Linked DNA regions of Homo sapiens: region 1 is linked to region 2. Evidence: read pairs that join two places in POLR2A ChIA-PET (ENCODE). Cell type or tissue: GM12878. All regions are shown on one strand. Each heading gives the region's core, and the rest is flanking DNA. Links, peaks and the distances in the headings are about the cores only. Region 1 overlaps CHGB (chromogranin B). Region 2 overlaps SHLD1 (shieldin complex subunit 1).

The links. Peaks named below come from ENCODE experiments on the same cell type or tissue, not always from the same donor. Only the 100,000 strongest peaks of a DNase experiment are listed, where the experiment ranks them.
Region 1: POLR2A ChIA-PET joins it to region 2 with 10 read pairs; 7 of 35 experiments call an interaction of 5 or more read pairs at or near these places.

Annotation. Positions count from the first base shown.
Region 1 is chr20:5,912,115-5,929,446 of GRCh38, reverse strand. It overlaps CHGB (chromogranin B), which reads right to left. Exons shown (of 5, transcript NM_001819.3): 2 at 13,075-13,121; 3 at 12,528-12,621; 4 at 5,347-7,112; 5 at 4,094-4,475. The coding sequence ends at 4,398. It also overlaps the pseudogene KANK1P1. Among named protein-coding and RNA genes, the nearest start is that of CHGB, 9.3 kb to the right of the region's middle. RefSeq lists an enhancer at 4,438-5,637. In GM12878, for the core only: no CTCF peak of the experiment used is centred there; no DNase peak of the experiment used is centred there.
Region 2 is chr20:5,776,359-5,784,358 of GRCh38, reverse strand. The region is part of intron 2 of SHLD1 (shieldin complex subunit 1); the gene reads right to left. Among named protein-coding and RNA genes, the nearest start is that of SHLD1, 30 kb to the right of the region's middle. In GM12878, for the core only: no CTCF peak of the experiment used is centred there; no DNase peak of the experiment used is centred there; H3K27ac peaks cover 497 bases.

The DNA of each region.
Region 1 (17,332 bases), core at 5,292-13,291, 140 kb before region 2:
AGCTGATTATTCAGAGAAACTACAGACACAGGAATGGCTCTAAAAAGCTGTCCTTTTTACAAGGAAATGTACATCTAGAAAGGAAATCTACATTAGTAAAGTATCTGTATCAGGAAGAAGGCTGCTCAGAGGTAGGGATCTCAGAAGGAAAGCTGGTCAGCAGCCAGGATGCCTTCCCCGCTCAGGAAAGGACATGGTCTCTAGTGAACCTGACAGACAACCAGATGGCCGCTGGCCTCCATATGCACAAACAATGAAAGTACACTGGAGCCCATTATGAAGAAGAAAGATGGTAACAAAGATTCAAATGGCATGAAAAAGAATCTTCAGTTTGTTGGCATTAATGGAGGTTATGCAACAACTTCAAGTGATGATTTTCACACAGATGAAAGCTCTTCTTCTGAGTCAGATGACGAGTGTGATGTCATTGAGTGTCATTGAGTAGTATCCTCTTGAAGAAGACGAGGATGAAGACACTTGGGGAATGGCCAAAGGGCACCATGCCATTAACATTGAAGGTTTCAAGTTGGCCAGGGTGGAAGATGAAATGCAGTTTCAAGAACGTGAACCTGAGAAGGTGAAAATCAGAGGGAGGTATAAATTAAGTGAAAAAATGTTGTCTGCTTGCAACTTACTGAAAAATAATATAAATGACCCCAAAGCTGTGACCAGCAAAGATATGAGGTTCTGTCTGAACACCCTCCAGCACAAGGGGTTCTGCGTGTCCAGTCAGAAGTTAGCCATTGCAGCCACCCTGGGAGACTACAGAGCTGCTTTTGAGGCTACCTCCCTGGATGCCCTCTACTAGGTCATCAACTTGGCAGATGGCAACAGCAACACAGCCCTCCATTACAGCATGTCCCACTCCAATTTTGAGATTGTGAAGCTGCTGTTGGACACCCACATGTGTAACGTGGATCACCAGAACAAGGGGCTATACCTTCATCATGCTGGCGGCCCTCGCAGCTGCGGAAGCAGAGGACATGCAGGTTGGGGAAGAACTCTGGCTGAAAGGTGAGCCTCAAAGCCAGTCAGCTGGGGCAGATGGCCCTCATGCTGCAGTCAGTTACTGTGCAGATCGGCATGGTGTATGGTCTGCCGGCCTGTGGGGCTCAGGTCAACCTCCAGGACGACAAGGGCTCCATGGTCCTCATTGTGCCAGCAAGCACGGGCACATGGAGATCATCAAGCTGCTGCTGGCCCAGCTGGGCTGCAACGTCCACCTGCAGGACAATGATGGCAGCACCATGCTCTCGATCGCCCTGGAAGTGGGGCACAAGGGCATCACTGTTCTTCTGTATGCCCACATCAGCTTTGCAAAAGCTCAGTCTCCGGGCACCCCTAGGCTTGGAATGAAGCCACAGAGTTTCATTTGATTGATTGTATGCAAATAGCCCTCCATTTTAATGCCACCATTAAGCTGCCAACTGTGCCTGTTGGAATGACAGACACTGAATGTATATGCATTGTGCCTGAGCTCACCAGCAAACAGAAGCATAAAGCCCAGGGCTAAAGACTGAAGCTTTCACAGTGCAGAGACTGCCAGCCTGGGCACACATGCCTCCTTTCTGGCCATCTTCTGTCTGCGTACGGTGCACTTTAACCTACTCTGTGTTGCTGTTGAGTCTCTGCTCTGTTATGTACAGCCATAGGGAATTGTGACCTGACCTGACCTGAATGGGCACCTTCTATTCCGTCTCTCCACTCCCAGACCACCACCACAGAGAAGTGTCAGGTTCTCATTGGCATCACGTTTTAAAATTTTTCCACAAATATTTATATTTACCAAATGTGGCACCATTAGAAAGCTCTTCCAAAATTCCATCCCAGCACAGTTTTGTTGATTTTTCTTGTATTATTTTAAAGTAAGAAAGTTGATCATCAGTAACTTCAGTCTGGGCTAGATAGAACTCTCAAAAACTATGAAACTTACAAAAGAAAATATTTTCATTTGGTTTCATCTAGGTAGATGTAAATATGACTTTTTTAAAAAAAAAGAGTATATGAAATTGGCACAGTATTTTCAACTTTTATATTTCATACTAATTAAAGACATGAAGAACTACATGTAACATTATCATATTTTTGTTAATAATTGCACAATTCTGTATCTAATGATAAAGGTTGAATTGTGTTAGAGGAATTGGCTATGTATTTGCCTCTAGAGAAATATAGTGTAGTTCTCTGTATTTATGGATTCCTTTATACTGTGTCACATTTACTTTGGTCCTACATGTATTTAAATATTTGAAGTGCCTTAGACTTTTGCCATATTTTCAAAATAAAATTTCATTAAGCTTTTAAAAAAAAAAAAAAAAGAAGGCTGCTGGATCACTTTGATTACCTGAGAGATTTTATCTGCATAACAACACAACCTTTATTTATCATACAATTCCTCCTGCTACCTTCCCATAACTGTGTCCCCCAGGAACCCCAAGCCCCCTATTCTCTTCTGTAGCTCAGGATGCTATAAAAACTTCAATCATCTGGCCCTTCTGAGTCTTCTATTGTGTGGGACTCCTGGGCCTATGCATGTAATTAAAATGTTTTTTTCTCCTGTTAATCTGCCTACGGTCAGTTTATTCCATAGACTTAATTATCCAACCTTCAGAGAGTAAAGAGAAGGTCTTACTCTCTTCTGCACCACCTTCCAGAGAATAACTCTTTACCAAAACTGTGAAAACAGTAGAAATCAACCAAGTAGAAGCCACCAAGGGTGAGGAATTAAATGACAGGTAAAAAAAGGGAGAAGGGGAATTGTCCAACTGTATTGTCCTAAGAAGCTGCAAGAATGATTACGGCAGCAGCTAACACTTCCTATGCCGTTGATATACACCAGGCACTGCTCTGTTTTGCATCAACTCTATCATCCTTGTAACAACTCAATGAGACAAATATCTTATTTCATTGATGATCTTGAGGTTCAGAGAGGAAAAGTAACTTGCCCAAAGTCAGAGCTACTTAGTAACAGAGTCAGCAGAGTAAAAGCTCTACCTTTTTTTTTCTTTTTGAGACAGGACCTTACTCTGTCACCTAGGCTGGAGTGCAGTGGCACGATCTCGGCTCAATGCAGCCTCAACTTCCAGGGCTCAAGTGATCCTCCCGCCTTGGCCTCCTGAGTAGGGAGGGACTATAGGCGCACAACACCATGCCTGGCTAATTTTTAAATTTTTTGTAGAGACGGGGTTTCGCCATGTTGCCCAGGCTGGTCTCAAACTCCTGAGCTCAAGCAAACCACCTGCCTTGGCCTCCCAAAGTGCTGAGATTACAAGTGTGAGCCACCATGCCTAGCCTCTCTCTCTCTCTCTCTCTCTCTCTCTCTCTATATATATATATATATATATGTATATATATATATATATATATATATATATATATTTTTTTTTTTTTTTTTTTTTTTTTTCTGAGAGAGTCTCGCCCTGCCACCCAGGCTGGAGTGCAATGCCTGATCTGCGCTCACTGCAACCCAAGTAGCTGGGATTACAGGTGCCCGCCACCATGCCCAGCTTTTTTTTTTTGTATCTTTATTAGAGATGGGGTTTCACCATGTTGGCCAGGCTGGTCTCAAACTCCTGACCTCGTGATCTGTCTGCCTGGGCCTCCCAAAGTGCTAGGATTACAACTGTAAGCCACCGCACCCAGCTGCCTCTATCTTCTTAAGGAGTAGAAATCAGACAAGATCTGAGGGGCCAGGGATCTGTCTTGACAATCCAGATGTTTTCACTCCCACCCCGGAATTCTTCCCATTATCCAAGCTTTCTTCTCAGCCCTGAAAAATGAACTTTGGCTGGCTACTTGTAGAGCTCTTTAGATAAAGGAATTTTTAAAGTAATATCTTATGATTGTTTTTGAAACAGGTTCTTCAAGCCCCTGTAATCTCTCTCAGCATGGGGGAGTAGATGTCTTTTTCTAATCTATTTCTCTTTATATCCTGCACATTACTTCAAAAGGTTTGCTTTTTTATTCTATTATGCATCCAAAACCCAACAAATCCTAGGGCCATCTTTTGCAATTTACTTCAAAGAATAGATTTGAAAAGTCACACACCTCTCTCTTTGCCCAAAAGAAGCTGAGAACAATGAAGCTTTTGGTCTCAGGTGAATCTTTTATTATTTCCAACTGAGACAAACATTTTTCCAAAGACAGTAGCACAGTCATTGTCATAAGCATGTTAATATGTCTATTTTGCAGAAAAGAATATGCTACAAGTCATGCAATTCACATTTTCAATAGCATTCTGACAGAAATTAAAGACAATTCCAATTGTGTCAAACATTTAATGAATAGTAAGTTCTACTTTCTGCCCTTGGGTAGATAAATGGTGTCTTTCAGTGAAGTGGTGAAAAACAGATCATGTGATGGCTGCTTCTTAACAGTGCCCACCGCTCCAATGACAGTCAGCCCCTTTGGCTGAATTTCTCAGCTATCTTCTGTAGTTCCAAATCCATTGCAGCCAAGTTTTCGAGTTCTTTTTTCTGGAAAATACAGAAAAGTGGAGGCATGAGGTCCCGAACCAATTTCTTTTGCTGTAGTTTGATGGAGCATGAGTGCAAAGGGGAATTTTAGGCATGTTAGAAGCTGCATTAGTCAACCTACCTCAGTAACTCTCAAAGTGTGGTCCCCTGACCAGTGGCATCAGCCAGGAACTTGTCAGAAATGCAGATATTGGGGTCTCACTTGGGACCTACTAAATGAGGAACTCTGGGGGCTAGGAATCCCTCATGATCCTAATGTACATTCAACTTTGAGAAGCACCAACCTACATAATCAATATTAGGAAAAAAAACATTGTTTGGGTAGGTTCAGCTCCAGTAGTGTTACCTCTCCCAGATACAAATTTCTGATGGCAGTAGGGCATGAAATAATAAAGATAGCAAACTAAATAGGCAAGCAAGTAAACTTCTCTATCACCTATTCTCCCTGCCTCAGGGAGAGAGTGATGAACAATAAGAGGACCAAGGGGAAGATACCAGAACAGCAGTTGTTAACGTTGGCTGAACGCTGCAATCATCTGGAAGCTTTAAAATATTCTGATGATCAGGCAGCACCCTAGGAACTAAGTAGACAGAATCTCTAACACAGTAATTTTTCACGCTCTCCAGGTGACCCCAGTGTGCAGACAAGGTTGAGAAGCAATGCAACCGAGTGAGGTGGACAAGGATGTGGACGATGGCTAGAGGTAGGTGGAAACCGACCCCCAAGGTGGCCTCCACTCCATTACTAGAGCACCATTTTCATAGTGATTAATTCCCACCAATTTCTCCCCGTGAATATCGGATAGTCTTGAACATAATGTGCTAACATTGACCAGAGTAAGTACTTTTAAACAGAAGCCCTAGACCATACCTCGTCCTCTGTCAGGACTGTCTGGTCAGCCCTGTCCTTTTCATTTTCTGCCTCCTGGTGGGTGCTCACCGGCTCCTCAGAATCATAGAAGTCTGGAAACTCAGCTGACTTCTTCCTGTAGTGAAGGAGCTGGTCCAGTTGGGCCACCCTGTCATATTGCCTTTTCAGGTCCAGCTTGGGGACCCTGGCGAGGTTTCTCTTCTCATACCCCCAGTTCACATCCTCAGAGAAGGGCTTTTTCTCCCACCAGTCATAGTTGTATTCTGGGAAGAAATTCTTCTCGTTCAAGGTCAGCTCATTTTCCTCCTCACCCTCGAGAAAATTGTCATTCATGTTGTCTCTTCTTTCAAAATGGCTGCTCTTCCACTGGAGAGGGTCGTAGTATGGGTTGAACAGTTCCCCTAATCTCTTCCTCTTTTCAGCTGTGTGATGGGAGCTATATTGTTTATCTTGAAACCTAGCTTCCTCCCTGTTTTCTTTAGTGTCCTGCAGGTCTCCCTGCTGCTGCCACTTCCCTGGGGCTCCTTCCTCACCGTAGTTGAGATAATTTCTGTCCAGCTCTTTCCACGCACCTTGTGGATGCCTCCTTGCCTTGTCCATCTGGTTTTCTTGGACACGGTGGTGTCCTTCACCCAAGAACCTTTTCTCTTCTCTGGTGTCAGACATGAAATAGGCACGTGGCTCCCCTCCCCTGCCTCTGTGATGGCGTCCCTTTCCCGGCTCAAGGCCCCTCTCTTCCTCACTTTCTTCACCATATCCATGTGCCATCTTATCAAGCTCTAAGCTGGGGTAGTTTCTCTTGTCCTCCTCATCCCAACTCTCCTCACTCTGAGGTCTTGGAGCCCTGTATTCTTCACTTCCTCTGCCCCTATAGCGCTCCCACTCCAGGTCCTCAGGGGCCTGGACGCCTGGATAACCCTTTATTTCTTCTCCATATTCAGGTTCTTCCTCTGAAGCCCTGTAGTGGGTTGAATGGTGGTCCCTCTTTTCCCCTAAACTGGCCATGCTGACGTTTGACTCCTCAGATTCCTCCTGGGGGTGTCCCTTTTCCTCAGAGGGAAGACTCCCTCCTTGAGAGGACCTGTCGGGCCTGCTCCTCCCGTGGTGGTGTCTGGGCCTCGTGCGTCGTTTGTCCACCTCAGAGGTGGCATCTTCCTCACCTTCCTCAGATTCTTCCTGGCTTCGGGGTTGGCCTTTAGACTCCTGGGGGTGATTCTCCTGGCTCCCTGTCTCCTCTCCACTCTCCTGGCTACTCTTCTCTCGGCTATGTGTCTTCTCCTGAGAATGCCCGGCAGCATGTGTTTCCGATCTGGCCACTAACTCCTCTTTTTTTATAGCTGAAGCCTGCTTTCTTTCATTGAGAAAAGCGTTTTGTGTCTCTCCTGGCTCTTCAAGGTGTTTCTCTTCACTGCTATCTTCCCCTCGCTCCCCTTTTTGATAGTTCTCTCCCTCCTCCTCCTCCTCATCCTCTCTCTGGCTCTTCTCAGAATGGCGTGTCTTCACTTCTTCAGAGACTTGGCTGTCGGAGGGATAGAGGCTCCACTGGGGCTCATCCGCTCGCTCTCGGCTGTGCCCGCCTCCCTCTGCCCATTTCTCTGTGTCTGCCTTTGTTGGGCCTTGGATGTCCTCCTCCCCTGGGGCTCCTGCCTCTCCCCTGCTGGAGGACTCGTGGGCTTCCGAGGCATCAGCTGGGTCTCTTAACAATCTTACTTCAAACTTTGTGTTTTCATTTTCAGTTGTCTCTTTGTCTTTGACGTCTTTTCTACCTATAATGAAAATGAAGAGTAGGTATAATTTCAGAATTGCTTGTGGTTCCACAAGCACCAGCCTCAGTAATCACTACAAATCCTGATGACACTGAAAATTGCTTGGATAATTATTTAAGTTAATGAAGAATATACTCAGATTCCTTTTGAAAGTAAATGCTATGAAAGCTCCTTGACTGTGTTTAAATCTGGTAATAAACTGTCTATATTTTTATGTCTTCATAATGCCCAGCCAGCTTCTCTCATTGGTACTACCAATGATCAAACTGAAATCGAGATATAGATTTATGAAATATTAGAATTTAGAGGCAGGAAACATCTTAGAATTCATCTAATCCAGTCCAACCTCTTCTTTTTGCAGACATTGAGACTCAGCATGGTATAATCCAAGACCATTCTTTCCATATTTTCTTCAAGTAGGAGTTAAAAAGTTAGCACTATGTGAATGGCTCTAACAATAATCCAGCTAGATAGTTAACTAGCCAAAATAAGAAATATCAAGATTCAAAGGAGGATTTAAACATTTGAAATTATTAGTTTATATCAGACTTTTATTATCCAATCAACTGTAGGCTCAACCTAGCAGTATGTGATATATAACTTAGTAGCTGGTGATAAGGGTGTACATTTCTTGCCTGAGAAAACTGCACATCAGTGGAAAGGGCCATTTCTTTCTTCACTCAGGTTCCATCCACCCAACATGTTCTCAGATGTTGGGGACAGACTTCAGCACAGTGAGTTATCTTTGTGTTTCCAGAGTCAGAGTACATGGTATAACTGATATTTTAATTGAATGCTGTTCTCGTCCATCTTTTCCAAATATCAATAGCTCCTTTACTAAGTCCTCCTTAACTCAAGGGCACCCCATGAAAGGAGATAGGCAGTTAGCATTGTCTCAGTTGTTAGCTGGGAGGGCTTGGATTTCAACCTATGTCACAGAGTTCAGATAAAATGCCTGAAGCCAAGGCCACTGACAGCTCTGGGTCTACACTGCAGGCACCATAAGCCCAAGTGCTGTTGAGCACTTGAAATGTGGCTGGTCCGATCTGGGACATGCTATATATGTAAGATACACATCAGACTTCTGAGAATAAAGAATAATGTAAAATAATCTCAACAATTTTTATATCATTATATGTTGAAATAATATTTTGGATGTATTGGATAATATATATTTCAAATAGATCAGATTTATAAAATTATATATCAGAAAAAAATTGGATAAAAATAAAATATATTATTGAAATTAATTTCCACCTGTCTCTTTTTACTTTTTAAATGTGGTTACTATAAAATTTGAAATTATATTTGTGGCTCACATTATATTTCTATTGGGTGGCACTGATAAGTTATTTTGAAATGATATTTGCAAAATGGAAAAAAATTATTTATTTTGTAAAAATGTCCAAGAAATAGTGGACTCTCTGTACCTCTCTGTTTAAAGTCCAGTCTGGCATGATAATAATATTCTCATGTTTATGAGGCAATGAAAATGTCCCTGGCCTTTTCCAGACATCTGAGAGAAGGCCCATCTGTCACCAGTCTCTTTGCCTCTTAAAAGCCAGTGGTGGTGTGTATAGCATTGGGGCATGGCTAGCCAGATGGGCACAGGGAAGCATGGTGGCTCTGGGCAGTGCTATTGACTAAATGTTTGTGTGATTCCAAAATGTTGAAGCCCTAATCCTCAATGTGATAGCACGTGGAGGTGGGGGCCTCTGAGAGGTAATTAGGTCATCAAGGTAGAGCACTTACAATGGGATTAGTGCCCTAAGAAAGGAGATATGAGAAAGAGATGATTTCTGTCTCCACCAGATGAGGATACAGTGACAGAAGGCAGCCATCTACAAGCCAGGAAGTGGGCCCTCATAAGACACTCTGATCTTGGACTTCCGACTGCTGTAACTGTGAAAAATAAATGTTAGTTGTTTAAGCCATCCAATCTATGGTATTTGATATAGCAGCCCAAGCTGACTAAGACAGACAGATACTGATGTCATTCTGAGAGTTGGTTGAAATAGAGCTGATCAGACAAGATCTCAGCCTCCAGGGGCCGAGTCACTGTGGTCCCTTTCCTACTGCCTACTGGTTTGTGAGTCTTAAGTGTCAGGAACAGAAGTATTTTTATTTTTTCCCAATTAAATATGTACTGCCTGAGCAGCATGTGCCTGAGGCTTAGCTCTTCCTACTAAATTTAGCTTTAAGCCCCGCAGGTGGGCCTGGAAGAGGCTGTGATAGCAGCACACACTCACTGTCAAGCTGTAAAATCAAGCTGTGAAGCTCACACTTACTTTCAAGCGAAAACAGGGAAATGCATCTGTCATGCTGTAAGGATGACCAGATCAACCCTAGTCAAAGAGATTCTTGTACCTGTGAAGAAATTAGACTACGTCTTCCCTGAGGTCTCTCAAATCCATAAAACAATGATTCTGTCCTACTCCCCAAATACTCATTTGCTCAGTGAGTATATGCTGACTCTGAGACATGCAAGTAGGAGTGGGAGTGGAGATGGGCGTGGGGTGGAACAGAGGCTGTATAAAGGCATTCATCCAACCAGTTGGGCAAAAGCTCCACCAGTCTTCTGATCAGTTTACGACATGCCAACAAGAGAGAGAGAACTAGAATAGGATAAAAGTTGCAAACTGGTGCATCAGAGGTAAATTCTGTTTGACCTAAACAGCAGTTTTAGTACATCTGAATTCAGAGGCGATATGAAAATACCAGGAGATGTCTTTTAAAAATCAAAATTTTAACTTCTTTTGAAAAATCCCAAGATTTGACAACATAGTCTGTATTTCTCCATAACGGGTTTAGAGCTGAGAATTACCTGCTCCCTCTCAGAAAAGGCATGTGCCCTCCAGTCTGTGAGTCACTTCCTGTCCTGCCTTACTCTTTTGTGTTATTTGTCTGTCTAGCTCTGCCTGGTGTTTAAGGCTCAACCACAGAAGAGCTCTTAAACCTTCGCCATCTCAGCATTCTGTCACTCTCTGGGTATAACATCTCCAGGATCCTTAGATACATTTGATTTTTCCCAGTTTCCCTACGTCTCTCTCAACAGACACCAAAAGACCTCAGGGCATAATCAGGGCTGGAGCAGAGGCTAGAGTTACTATGCCATAATCTAAGGGCTAAGATCTTGGCAGGCAGGCATAGGCAACTTTTCCTAAGCAACTGTGGTTCTTTAGTGAGCTGATGGGACAGGCCCCTCACTTTTGCATTGGTCTAGTAAACAAAGAAAGGGAAAGGGAGATACCAAGATGGGTTTGCCAAAAGGAGCAGCCTTTACTCTCTGCCTAGTGACCCACTCTGCTCTTACTCACTTCCTGTAACTGCTGGAAAAAAGAAGTTGGAAAGAAACTCAGAAAGAGGTATGTGGGCTGGGAGTGGTAGGAAAGCTTCCATCCACTGTTTCTAGGGTCCCTAAAGGCTCAGGCCCCCACAGCTACCATTGTTACCTGAAGCCCCCAAAGATTGAATTAATTCAGGTTGCTCTTTTTTTTTTTTTTTTTTTTTTTTTTTTTTTTTTTAGACAGAGACTCGCTCTGTCACTGAGGCTGGAATGCCGTGGGGCAATCTCGGCTTACTGCAACCTCCACCTCCTGGGCTCAAGCGATTCTCCTGCCTCAGCCTCCTGAGTAGCTGGGACTACAGGCGTGTGTCACCACGCCCGGCTAATTTTTTGTATTTTTAGTAGAGATGGGGTTTCACTGTGTTAGACAGGATGGTCTTGATCTCCTGACCTTGTGATCCGCCCGCCTCAGCCTCCCAAAGTGCTGGGATTACAGGTGTGAGCCACTGCGCCTGGCCTCAGGTTACTCTTTTGGCCAATCACTATTTGCTTTTTACCATTTCATGCATGAGGGCTCATGTATAGCTATAGCAAGAGAGTCTTGTCTGGCAGCGAGAGGTGTTTATTTGGTGTTTTTTTTGTTTTTGTTTTTGTTTTTGATGGAGCCTCACTCTGCCACCCAGGCTGTATCCAGGCTGGAGTGGAATGCCACGATCTCAGTTCACTGCAACCTCTGCTTCCCAGGTTCTAGCGATTCTCCTGCCTCAGCCTCCCAAGTAGCTGGGATTACAGGCGCCCGCCACCACACCCAACTAGTTGTTGTATTTTTAGTAGAGATGGGGTTTCACCATATTGGCCAGGCTGGTGGCAATGAGAGTTTTTTTTTTTTTTTTTTTTTTTAGATGGAGTCTTACTCTTGTTGCCCAGGCTGGAGTTCAATGGAGTTCAATCTTGGCTCACTGCAGTCTCTGCCTCCCAAGTTCAAGCAATTCTCCTGTCTCGGCCTCCTGAGTAGTGGGATTACAGGTGCCTGCCACCATGCCTGGCTAATTTTTTTTTTTTTTTTTTGTATTTTTAGTAGAGACAGGGTTTCACCATGTTGGCCAGGCTGGTCTCAAACTGCTGACCTCAGGTGATCCACCTGCCTCGGCCTCCCAAAGTGCTGGGATTACAGGTGTGAGCCACTATGCCCACCTGAAAGATTTTTAAAGGTGAAAAAATAAGATAAAATCTACTGTTCCCAGCCTGACTAAAAGTTTAAAAGCAGAGGACAGTGTTGAAGAGGGCAGTGTTTTCTGGATTTGTTTGAATCAGTGTGGCTTCATGCATAACAGAGACTGCATAGTTTTGTAAAATTGACCTCATAATGTCAATTTCCAATGGGTACTGCTTATATTACTGTTCAAATTTTATTTTCAGCAGAAATGGTTTCATATTGAGAACACTTCACAGGCTGGACTCAGAAAGCCATTAGTCTGCCTCACTGGAATGCACTGCCTCTACCTGAAACCCTTCCAGTTCTCAGGCCTGGAACTCCTGGTACCATTTGGTGGCACCTTCTATTCTAGTAAGCTATACATTAAAATATCTTAGCTAATTTGTTGTGTAAATAGGCCAGAATTTTAAGTCACCTTTCTAAGTTTCTTGCTTCTCAGCTTCCTGATTCTCACTGTCAGAAGAGCAAAAGGCAAAGAGAAGAATGATTTTTAAATCTCCCTCTGTCATTGTCCAACACTTCCATAACCCCCCTCCTCATCTAATCACAAACCAGCATTTCCCAAACCCCCTCCACCCAAAGGAAGTCCGGTTCTAAAAATCCAAAGTATGGAACTAAGGAATTTAAGAACGGATAGACATCTGAAAGACTATCACTGAGTTCAACTCCTTCATTTTACTTTGAGGAAAAGAGAGGCAAACTGTCTTTCCTATAGTCACACAGCTGCGAAGTGGTAAAGCAGGAACTAGGAGTCATATCTTCTGTCTCCCAGATACTGGCCTAGTCAATCAATACTCTTCCTAGTGCATTATGCCCCCAGGTCATTTGTAGATAAAGTAGAAGGTGATGTGGAGGGAGTAGGAACAAGGATCACTGCAGTGACCAAGATCTGCCTGCCGTGTGGGACACTTACTCGTCTTCAGGACTTGGCGGCACTCAGGGGTGATGGGTGGAGCGCTGGACTTCGACAAGGCATTTGAGAGGACCTCAATGATGCAGCGAGTCACCTGGGGGGAAACCCGAAAGCAGGTTGGAGAAGCTGGTATCACTGGATGACAGACTACTCAACCCAGAGCTGCTGTCAAGGAAGACTTGATTACGTGACCTGGGCTGATGCAGTATTCTTAGGGCGGAGATACAGATTTACAGGAACAGAATGAAATCTTCCAAACTTCTACACAGAATAATGCAAGAAGGCACTGAGTTGGGATTATCTGGAGAAGGGAAATAAACACCCATTTCTGAACCAATGGCACAGCTATCCTCAGGGGTGCTAAACCATCCTGACAGGACATAGGAGCTCAGTGCAGGAGGGGCATCCCTTGCTCACATTCTGTCAGCAATGAAAACCTGGCTTTGTAAGATTATGTCATGCGTGTGTTTGGTTTGGTATAATAGGGACTGGGAGAATCTAGAGTCTAGACACAAGTCTAGATTCTAAGATTGACATTGCAACTTACCATTCCTTCATTGTGGTTCCTGTTATCCACTGGCATGGAATTGACAGCTTTGAAGGAGAAAAAGAATGGAAAATGACTTGAGTTGGTTTTTGAAAGCTGTGTGACCCCAACTGACAAAATCACCCCACATTAGTTGTTGTTTTTCCCCTGGCAATGTCTTAAATATATTTGGAAACAAATGCTATTTTAGATCCGGTATAAATCAAATCTAGACCACAGACAAGGAGGGGACTTCTGGGGAACCAGAAATGTCCCATTTTTTAATCTCAGTGCTGGTTACACAGGTGTGCGTATTAAGCTGTATACTCATGATCTGTTCCATTTTCTATATATTTTATTTCAATTAAAAGTTTAAGCTAGGGCTGGGTGCGGTGGCTCATGCTTGTAATCCCAGCACTTTGGGAGGCCAAGGCTGGTGGATCACAAGGTCAGGAGATCGAGACCAACCTGGCTAACATGACAAAACCCTGTCTCTACTAAAACTACAAAAAATTAGCCAGGCGTGGTGGCACGCGCCAGCTACCTGGGAGGCTGAGGCAGGAGAATTGCTTGAACCCAGGAGGCGGAGGTTGCAGTGAGCCATGATCGTGCCACTGTACTCCAGCCTGGGTGACAGGGCCAGACTCCGTCTCAAAAAAAAAAAAGTTTAAACCAAACTAAGTCTAATAAAACAAGAATGCCCTCCTTGGTCCTTCTCTGCCTACCCCAAATAGGTAAAGATCTGTGGCTCTCTCTCCGTATCTCTGTTTCCAAAAATATATCCTCCCAAAACTTACTTCCTTGACAAAAACATGGTTATGGATGTCTTCCATAATTAATTACCTCATTTTTCACCCGCAAGGCCTTTGCCTGAACAAGCTCGTTTATGCATCCGTATCAACATTGTGTTTCTCTTTCTCCACACTGTTTGCAACCATGTAAAGAACATGGCAGATATCTAACCCTCCTAGTACAGCATCAAGTCCATAATATTTTATGCAAATTGGTGTTTAACCATTGGTTTATAAGAATATTTTAAAAGAAAAATTTTAATTTATTTCAATAAAATTTCATGGGATTCCGCCTATCTTAAAACAGTGTTTGAAGTTGCTTTGTCTTCTTCAAAAATGCTTCAGGTAATTTTAATTTTTCAGTGCCATTTTTTTTCTGTCTCAAAGCTGCTTTGATTCTTTTTTCACTTTGACTTTGTTCTAAGCCCTTTCTATTAGAACAGCCCAAAGCATTTACATGTAAGTCCATCTCTACAGTTCTCCTGGCATTCCTGTAGCAGGCAACTGAGCAGGAGACGCTAGTGCAGAAAATTCTTCTAAGTCCCTGAGAAGAGAGTAGAGCTAGCTGGGGCAAGTTCTCAGACATCAGACATGAAAGCTATTCAAATGCAGCAACCTGACCTTTCCTTGCAAAATGCTTTGCTCTAAGCCTCTTTAAACATTCCCCACCCCCTATCAATTACATATCATGGGGCTCAACCTGGAAATAAAACACCTATTCATTTACTTACTTTACCAAATTTTTCTTTTCAAAGCATGATCTGGGATCACTTCAACTGTTTCAAGAAGCCCAAAGTTATGCTATGAAGACCCCAAGTTCCTCCTGAAATGCTTATCAGGCAAGATCCAGTTGGCCCACTTTTGGTACCCAAGGTCCAATATACTCAACTGTTCTTTCATCCTCCAAATGGCTACTTGAGAACACACCCATTTCAGCACTTTCTCTTTCCGCTGGAAATCTGTAATATCTTCTGCAAATAAATGACTGCGAGAGAATAACTCCCCTAATAAATCAGATGACTTTTAAAAAATGCAGCTTTACTAAGCCTTCTTGATAATGCAGTTTCTTGCTAATACTTTCCCTTTTTTTTTACAAATGTAAAATAGATGTTTTTATTAACTACTGGTATTGCTGAAGTATTAATAGTTACCAGATTTGGGGGCAGAGAAAGATTTTTCTTTTATTACTCTAGACAACTTGTAGCTTAGGTTTGTATTTATGAAACCGTTGTTTCTCTGACTGAGGCTCTTCAGATCTCTTTTTGATGGAAAAAAAAACTAGGGTCTGCTTTTGAACATACATTATACATCTTGGTGAGACATCTAGGTGCTTCTGTATTTTTCCGGTAAAATTTGTGACAACAAGGTAATAGCCAAAGGCATGTTGTCATCCTTAAAGTAGTTCAACTTACTTTTGCATACAGTAAGATTCAGGTGGCACAACAGAAAATCTAATGCTCTCTGTAGGTATATACGAAAAAAAAAGAAAACCTACTGCTCGTGTTAAAAGTAAAGCAATCAAATGGTAGAAAAATTATCAAATAATCTGGTAAATCTGAGAGCAACTTCTGATGTATTAATATCTAATACTGTTAAGGTTTGATACTGGATTGAAAATATAACTGTAAAATAAGTTAAATAAGCTCTTCTGAATTTAGAAACCATTTTCCCGGCCGGGTGCAGTGGCTCATGCCTGTAATCTCAACACTTTGGGAGTCCGAGGCTGGCGGATTACCTGAGGTCAGGAGTTCGAGACCAGCCTGGCCAACATAGTGAAACCTCATCTCTACTAAATATACAAAAAAATTAGCTGGGCGTGGTGACACACACCTGTAATCCCAGCTACTCGGGAGGCTGAAGCAAGACAATTGCTTGAGCCCGGGAGATGGAGGTTGCAGTGAGCTGAGATTGCACCACCGCACTCCAGCCTGGCCAACAGAGCAAGACTCTGTCTCAAAAAAAAAAAAAAAAAAAGAAAAGAAAAGAAAAGAAAAAGAAAGATAAAGAAACCATTTTACCTAGAATAATATGGATATCATTTTACTACTTCCCTTATATTAATTTTTAGAGTGCACAATAGCTTCCATAGAAGGTTGTGCATATCTTTCAGAAGTTCTTAAGGATAAGTGAATGAGCTAGATGGTTTCTTGAGGCTTCCCCCAGCCCTGTAATTTTGCAAATTACCAGCTCTACTTGAAGTCTAACATGTCTCATTGCCAGAGGCTGTGGGGAGGTGGGAATGGAGAGGTGCTTGCTAATGGGTTTGTGGTATCTTTCTGGGGTGATGAAAATGTTCTGAAATTTGATAGTGGTAATAGTTGCACAATCTGCGAATATACCAAAAACCACTGAACTATATAATTTAAAAGCGTGGATTATATGATATACAAATTAAGCTCAATTTTTAAAAAGATTATGTCTTCATTTTAGCTGCTATTAAAATATAAACTTTTATTTAAAATATTCTGTTACATAAGAGATCTGTAAGTATTGTACCACAATAGTTAAATCATTCCCACAAATGTCACTGTTTTTGTGGTCTACAGCCTCCTAAGCAAAGCAATTCTTTTCTGAAAGTATTTTGACCAGAAATAATTATAAATATTCATTTGATTTTCTTTAATGAAATTGAGAACATTTATTGACAATTTGTGAGAATGACAAGAATTTTAGCAAATTCTGAATGTATATAGCTTACAATAAAATTAATTACGACTGGCTTTCATTTTGTTTCTACCTTTTGGATCTAGTAATTGCTGCCAATAAAAGCTTCATATTCATGGATGGCAGTATCTCAATTCTAGGTAGGAGTCTCAATCTCAGATATGGACAATTTTCTAAATCATTAAAACAGCTGAAGAAAACCTGTAGTTTAATTTGGTGCTAGTATACTTACTTCTCAATAGTCTCAATATCTCAATACCGGTAGGTGACTCGACTTCAACACACACACACACATGCACACACACACACTTCAGATCTTCAGAGATCATTTGTTTGAGATTCAGGGTAGTTTGAAAGATTAATCCTACAATCTTCCCTACAAAAGGGAAACAGTCAAATATCTACTACTTAAAATTCAATCCTCCTAAATTGGCTAAAACATTTTTTTTTTTACTACTCCAAAGGAACTTTTGTGGTTATTTTGTACTCTAATAATTTTCCTGGAGTACAGAAGTCAAAATACTGCGGTTTCCATTCATAACTAAAAAATGAGGAGCACATGTTCTCAGGACTGCTGAGGCTTTCACAGGTTAAAAAAAAATAATTCCTTTGAGTGTGAAATTAGAAATTACCTGTCCCTAGAGATGGAAATACAAAATAGAGGAACATATTATATTAAACTTGTACATACATGAGCACACATACACACACATTATATATGGACATGTTAAGAAAAGGGATATATCTTATATATATATGGGACTCACTTTTATCTCATCATACTTACATGACAATAACAATAATAAGGGAAATTATGCAGGCAC
Region 2 (8,000 bases), core at 1-8,000:
TTATAGAGAACTATACTTTTTTAGTTTTAAAGAAGGGATAGAGAAGTTACAGTTAGTCTGCACAGAGGGTCACCCAGAAAATAGGAGTTGCCAGGTTACTACATGGCCTTGGGTGATTTTCTTCATTATCCTGGGATTCAACTTCCCCATGTGGAAAATGAGAGGATTAGCTGGGCTCTGTGGTTTTCTTTTTTCTTTTTTTTTTTTTTAAGACAGTCTCACTTTGTCGCCCAGGCTGGAGTGCCCGTGGCGCCATCTCGGCTCACTGCAACCTCCGCCTCCCGGGTTCAAGCAATTCTCCTGCCTCAGCCTCCTGAGTAGCTGGAATTACAGGCTCACACCACCAACCTGGCTAATTTTTGTATTTTTAGTAGAGACGGCGTTTTGCCATGTTGACCAGGCTGGTCTCAAACTCCTGGCTTCAAGTGATCCACCAGCCTCGGCCTCCCAAAGTGCTGGGATTACAGGCGTGAGCCACCGCACCCGGCCGCTTAGTGGTTTTCGAACTCCTCCTGGTTCTGGCACCCTTTCTTTGGATGAATGCCTGCCTGGATGCATAAGGTAGAGCATCCAGGGCCCCACAAGCTCATGACCCCACTCAATCTCAAACTTGTAGTTCCTAAAGAGCTGTGAGGAACCACCAGCTCGGAGACTGTAACCTTCTCTAACTCTGTGAGCCTCAGTCATATACACTTATGGTTTATCCTTCACGCCTCAGGCCATACAATTAAAATTCACTGCTGCCTTCTAACAGCAGCATGCAAAGAGCTCAAAATCCGATTCTGGAGCTGAAAATCCAGTCTAGATAGCTGAATCTGCATAACTCAATCTAGGAGGCTGGGCATGGTGGCTCTCGCCTATAATCCCAGCACTTTGGGAGGCCAAGGTAGGTGGATCAACTGAGGTCAGGGGTTTGAGACCAGCCTGGCCAACATGGTGAAACCTTGTCTCTACTAAAAATACAAAAATTAGCCGGGTGTGGTGGCGGGCTCCTGTAGTGCCAGCTACTCGGGAGGCTGAGGCAGGAGAATCCTTGAAACTGGGAGGCGGAGGTCGCAGTGAGCCGAGACCTTGCCACTGCACTCCAGCCTGGGTGATGGAGTGAGACTCTGTCTCAAAACAACAACAACAACAAAAACCCCAAATCTAGGAAGAGGCAACAAAAGCAGAGAAGCACTGCCACACAGAATACCCAAACCTTCCAAATAAAGCCCATCTACTTGGTATCTGATAAAATGTACCCAATTGTGTCCTCAGTTATTTCTCAGAGAATTGGTTCAATAACCATTGTTCCCTTCTTTCCTTTCCTCTCCATACTCTCTGTATCTCAGGTTTGGTCTAGTGACTGGGTATTAGCCACTAGGTTGGATATCACTTAATGCAACTATAAAATGTCTTTAGCATTTTATGTATATATCTAAAATATACCCTGACTCCTATTTTAAAACTACAACAACACATCAAGAATTTGACAACTAGTATATAAATTTTATTTTGAGTTTTTTTATCTAAGAGCTTATAATTCATTCCTTTTGGAAATAAAATTTTATAGAATTCCAAAGAAATATGAATTATAGAGAGGAAGACAACAAACTTTTTTTTACTCTTAAATACTAAATTCCTTGGATGAAATGCCTAAATACACAAGTTACAAAATGGGCTTTGAAGAGTGGGATGTTGACAGATTCCCAGAATAAGACTAAAGGTGCATTAAATCACTATTTACTTTAAACTTATAACTGCCTGCCAGCTATGGCCTTTAATCATCAAAGACTTATTGTGTTTAACATTCAATTTGCTGTCTACATGCAACCAATTTCCCCGACACTGCTCTTAGGCAGAAGTTCAAGTTTGAGGAAAGGGCTGATATTTCCTACATCTGTATTGTTAATGTCTAACAACGACTTCAGAGAAAACTCCTTGTCCTATATTAGAAAGTACCTTGGATGCTCTCCAGGACAAAGGTTCCAGAGGGTGCAGGTGAGATACGCCACATGAGCTACCCAGAGTTTATCAAGCTCTAGCAGTACATGTGGGACTGGGCCTTCGGGTGACCTTTGTGATCTTGCTTTTGAGAGGTTTAACCAAGATCATCTGTTTCTTAACTCCGCTCTTCCATTCTGTATACTCTGTGCTTCCCTTGAGCCAAGCAGCAAACGAGAAAGAAAACAAGTATCTAACAGACAGGGTGTTCAAGTCCAGCAGCAAGTCTGTACCTGGGACTAATTAATGGATTCAATTCAGCCATCTCTGGAGTGGACTGGAGTTGACCAGGGAGGAGGGGGCACATTCCAGAGAGGGGAACAATGCAGCTAAGACATTAACAGTTGGCTCAGCCTAAAAGCAAGCCCGACAGGACTGGCAGGCCTGTGTTAATGTGCAGTTGGACAGCAGCAGGGGCCTCTATTCAGCTCGTGTGCACCTGTACAGTCGTGCCGGTTGTTGAAATATTGCAATACTGCTGTATTGGTTATTAAATATTTTGAACAAATATTCCAGGCAGCAGATTACACAGAGTCCCGAAAACAAGGCAGAGGAGCTTTTTGATTGGAGCTGGAAGGAAAGAAGTAGTGTAAGATTGGCCGGGTGTGGTAGCTCACACCTGTAATCCGAACACTTCGGGAGGCCAAGGTGGACGGATGACTTGAGGTCAGGAGTTCAAGACCAGCCTGGCCAACATGGTGAAACCCTGTCTCTACTAAAAATACAAAAAAATAGCTGGGCAGGGTGGTGGGTGCCTGTAATCCCAGCTACTCAGGAGGCTGAGGCAGGAGAATCGCTTGAACCCAGGAGGCGGAGGTTGCAGGGAGCCGAGATTGCACCATTGCACTCCAGCCTGGACAACAGAGCGAGACTCAGTCTAAAGACAAAAGTAGTGTAATATGACATCTCAAAGGGACCTAAACAGAAGAATGTTATGGAAAAGGTGTTCCAGGAACACTCTATATTTTTCTTTCTTTAGAAAGAGGGTCTCACTCTGTCCCGCAGGCTAGAGTGCAGTGGTACAATCATAGCTCACTGTAGCCTCGAACTCCTGGGCTCAAGCAATCCTCCCACCTTGACCTCCCAAAGTGCTGGGATTATAGGCATGAGCCTCTGCACTCGCTCTCAGGAAGCCCTGTTTGGCAGTAGCAGGTCTTCTGCCATATCTCACTAGGAAGGGCTGAGGGGAGGATTTTATAATCCTGCACCTGCTTTAAGTGAAAAGTTGTTTATTTTACCATCATTTCATGAGGAGTGGCTGGGTGGGAACTTCAGGCCAGATGGACTGTGTCTTTATTAGACATATATAGCCTAGTTTTACCCATCTTTACATACTCATACTGGAATGACTAAGGCTTTTGAGGTTTTTCTAACACTCTCAGATTCTTATCAGCCCAGTAGTTTTCTGGAAAGTGCTCTTAAGTCTCATGTCCTTGCTACTAATTTGCTCCTCCAGAGTATGAACAGTGATGCGGCAGTTGGGCACATAGCAAAAGGACAGAGAAGCGTCCATCCAGTTTGGCTCCTAGGGAAGATCATTGGCATCTGAGTAAGGGCAGGCTTAGTCCAGAGGGGAATGGAGGTAGAGGCCATGTGCCTGGGAATGAGGAGCAATCCTGAGATGAAGAAGTGAGGAGGAAGGCAGGCAGCCCCTTCAAAAAGCCTGGCTGGGAAAAGCAGGGCAGGGATAGGCCCATGGTCAGGGGCAGCTGCAAGGTGAAATGGGGAATCCTTTACACAAGTTAAGCCTAAGCCTGGGCCCATGTTCTTGTAACTGGGTTTTGCAGCGGTCCTTGCTATATCCTAAATCTAAGGTCACCCTTCCTTGGCCTACTACTCTTCCAGGGGTTAGAACTGTGACACTGACTCCAACCTGGAAGCTGGGACCTTGCTACTCACTGAGAAGGCACCTGCACACTGCCTGCCACCTGCCTGGATTTCTGGGTATTCTCTCCAGCGTGCCTGTTGCTGGGCTGTGCTGTGCCACCAGAAGACTACGCCACGCCTCCACTGTGAACCCCAACCCCTTGCCAACTCTGTGTCTGGATTTTGACTGAAGAATTTGATAACAGATGATATGACTGAACTCTTACAGTCAAGCCGGGTGCACTGGCTCACACCTGTAATTCAGCACTTTGGGAGGCTGAGGTGGGCAAATCACTTGAGGCCAGGAGTTTGAGACCAGACTGGCCAACATGGCAAAACCTTGTCTCCACTAAAAATACAAAAATTAGCTGGGTGTGGTGGTGCACCCCTGTAATCCCAGCTACTAGGGAGGCTGAGGCATGAGAATCACTTGAGCCTGGGAAGCAGAGGTTGCAGTGAGCTGAGATTGCACCACTGCACTCCAGCCTGGGTGACAGAGCAAGACTCTGTCTCCAAAAAAAAAAAAAAAAAAAAAAACAGAAATTGTAAAAACTATGCCAAGTTAATGAATCCTAATGACCAAAGCTTGGCTCTATTTCACCCAGTAGCTGGGGGAGCCAGGTCCCAAGTTCACCCTTAGACCCCCCATTCAGCTGTAAGCAACCTGCCATACTCTGCCAGTTCTTGAGATAGTCAACTCTATTTTGAGCCAAGCACAAGCTACATGAAGGTAGCCAACAGTGTGTGCCTCACTGAGTAAATACCAGGATGGGCAGAGACCAATGGTGAGTCACCCTGAATGACCCTCCAACTGGAAACCTTGGCTATATTTCCCAATCCCTGGAAGATCAACTTCCTTACAACACATAACAGCAAGTAAGCAAGAGAGAACATCAAACTGGCTTGGGAACTGGAGGTGTTAAGAATCTGAGATAGAATGGTGGCCCAGTAGAGATTAGTGTAAAGGTGGGCATGTCTCTGAGCAAACAATAGATCCAGAGTCATCAGAATTAGATTAAAATGTCGGCAAGAGCCTCCTGAAGGGCCATGGGGAGAGAACCCGTAACTACAGCTACCTATGAACAAGAGGCATGGAAAAGAAAATGGACTCAACTTATAAATGAAAAACCCAGGCCCCTGGACAATTCTGAAACTTAAGGTGGAAAATGGTTAGGTCGGAGTAAACCAGGTTGGGCTGTTAGGGCAGTGACCTCCTTCAGAGTTTAAGGCTGTCACCTCAAGTTCATTGCTTGGTAACAGCAAGATTACCAGTGATAACCTCTCCTAACTGACTTTTTTTTTTTTTTTTAGACAGAGTCTCACTCTGTTGCCCAGACTAGAGTGCAGTAGTGTCATCTTGGCTCACTGCAGCCTCCACCTCCCAGGTTCAAGTGATTCTCATGCCTCAGCCTCCCAGTAGCTGGGATTACAGGTGCCCACCACCATGCCTGGCTGATTTTTGTATTTTTAGTAGAGATGAGATTTCACCATGTTGTCCAGGCTGGTCTTGAATTTCTGGCCTCAAGCGATACACCTGCTTCGCCCTCCCAAAGTGCTGGGATTACAGGCATGAGCCACTGCATCTGGCCTCCTAACTGACTTTTGTAGATAATTTCTCACAAAAGGTAGCTCTGGAATGTTTACAGAAAAATCAACAGCCTTCCATGCTGTGTAAAAGTCTCCTAGTGATGTTAAAATGAAGTTCTCTTTGTGATAGATAAACCTGAGCACGTTTATTTCTGCTTAGGGTGATCTACTAGAGATGGTGTTATTAAATAACAGAACGGCTGGGCTTCCATTTGATTCTAGTGTATTCCCTGCTCCTGTCATGGCTGAAAGATACCATTCTCACTTAGTTCTTGGGAAGCTCTGGGTGATCTGGTCCTTATTTTTTTTTTTTTTTTTGACAAGGTCTTGCTCTGTCGCCCAGGTTGGGGTGCAGTAGCACGATCATGGCTCACTGCAACCTCCACCTCCCAGGCTCAAGTGATTCTCCCACCTCAGCCTCCAGAGTAGCTGGAACCACAGGTGTGTACCACCACACCCGGCTAATTTTTAAATTTTTTTTTAGTAGAGACAGGGTTTTGCTACGTTGTCCAGGCTGGTCTCAAACTCCTGAACTCAAGGGATCCTCTCAAGCGGATCACAAGGTCAGGAGATCGAGACCATCCTGGCTAACACGGTGAAACCTCATCTCTACTAAAAATACAAAAAAAAAAAAAAAAACTAGCCAGGCATGGTGGTGGGCACCTGTAGTCCTAGCTACTTGGGAGGCTGACGCAGGAGAATGGCGTGAACCCAGGAGGCGGAGCTTGCAGTGAGCCGAGATCGCGCCACTGCACTCCAGCCTGGGCGACAGAACGAGACTCTGTCTCAAAAAAAAAAAAAAAAAAAAGAAAAAGGGATCCTCCTGCCTCAGCCTCATAATATACCAGATATGCCAGATAACAGGCATGAGCCACCACTCACAGCCCTGGTCCTTTTTAAAAACAAACCTAGTGGGTATTGTGGCAAAACATATAAAAGTACTACAGAATTGCAGAGTGCACAGCAAAATAAAAATTGTTTTAAAATGTTTAAGTTTGAATAAAATAGTATCAAAAAGTTAATATTCCTCCCTAAAACTCCTTCCACCTCTCCAAAGTGTTTGTTCTATCAAGTTAACAAAACTTGCCTAAATTTATTTGCAGCAGTTCCTTGTCTCAGTGGTATCATCCTCTTGGTCACTTCCCAGGTTAGAAAAAGCTTTCTTTTTCTTCCAATAACAATGTGATTTTAGCTGGGTGTGGTGGCTCATGCCTGTAATCCCAACACTGAGAGGTTGAGGCGGGAGGATCGCTTGGGCCCAGGAGTTCAAGACCAGCCTGGGCAACATAGTGAGATCTCATCTCTAAACAAAAAAAAAAAATAAAATTTTTTTTAATTAGCTAGGCAGGATAACACACGCCTATAGTCTTAACTACTTCAGAGGCTGAGAAGGGAAGATTGCTTGAGTCCAGGGGAACCACAATACTGCACTTCAGCCTGGGCAACAAAGCAGGATCATACCTCGAAAAAGAAAAAAAAAGTGAAACATTTCCTTTGGATTCAGTCAGCTCTGTCATTTGCTAAGTGACACTGGGAAAGTTTCCTAACTTTTCCAAGTTTGTTTCCTCACTTATTAAATGGGAATGATTTCCACTTCTCAGGTATGTGATAAGAATTAAAAGTGGTGATGTTTGGGCTGGGTGTGGTGGCTCACACCTGTAATCCCAACACTTTGGGAGGCTGAGGCAGGTGGATCACTTGAGGTCAGGAGTTCAAGACCAGCCTTGCCAACATGGTGAAACCTCATCTCTACTAAAAATATAAATATTAGCTGGGCATGGTGGTGCACGCCTGTAATCCCAGCTACTCAGGAGGCTGAGGCAGGAGAATTGCTTTAACCAGGGAGGTGGAGGTTGCAGTGAGCCGAGATTGTGCCACTGCACTCAGCCTGGGCAACAGAGTGAGACTCTGTCTTGAAAAGAAAAAAAAAAAGTGATGATGTTTGTGAAATATTTAGCATGGAGCCTGACAGTATAAAACCTGACAGGTAGTAAATGCTCAATAAATGGGAGTGATCACTATTAATGTGCCCTAAAACACTGCAGTGTGGAGTATGCAGAGAGCAATTATCACACCCAGAGCCTTCCATGGGGTAGGATGAGTAAACCAATGTGAATGCTTTTTTTTTATGCTTACTTATTTATTATTATTATTATTTTTGAGTCGGAGTCTTGCTCTGTTGCCGGGGCTGGAGTGCAATGGTGCGGTCTTGGCTCACTACAACCTCCACCTCCTGGGTTCAAGTGATTCTCCTGCCTCAGGCCCCCGAGTATCTGGGATTACAGGCGCCTGCCACCACGCCCGGCTAATTTTTGTATTTTTATTAGAGACAGGGTTTTACCATGTTGGCCAGGCTGGTCTAGAACCCCTGACCTCAGGCGATGCACCCGCCTCGGCCTCCCAAAGTGCTGGGATTACAGGCATGAGCCACTGTGCCCAGCTAGAGGTAATTAAGTTTTGAGGGTGGAAGCCTCATGATGGCATTAGTGCCCTTATAAGAGACATGAGAAAGAGGCTCTCTCTCTAGGCCATATGAGGACACAGGAAGACGGTGGCTGTCTACA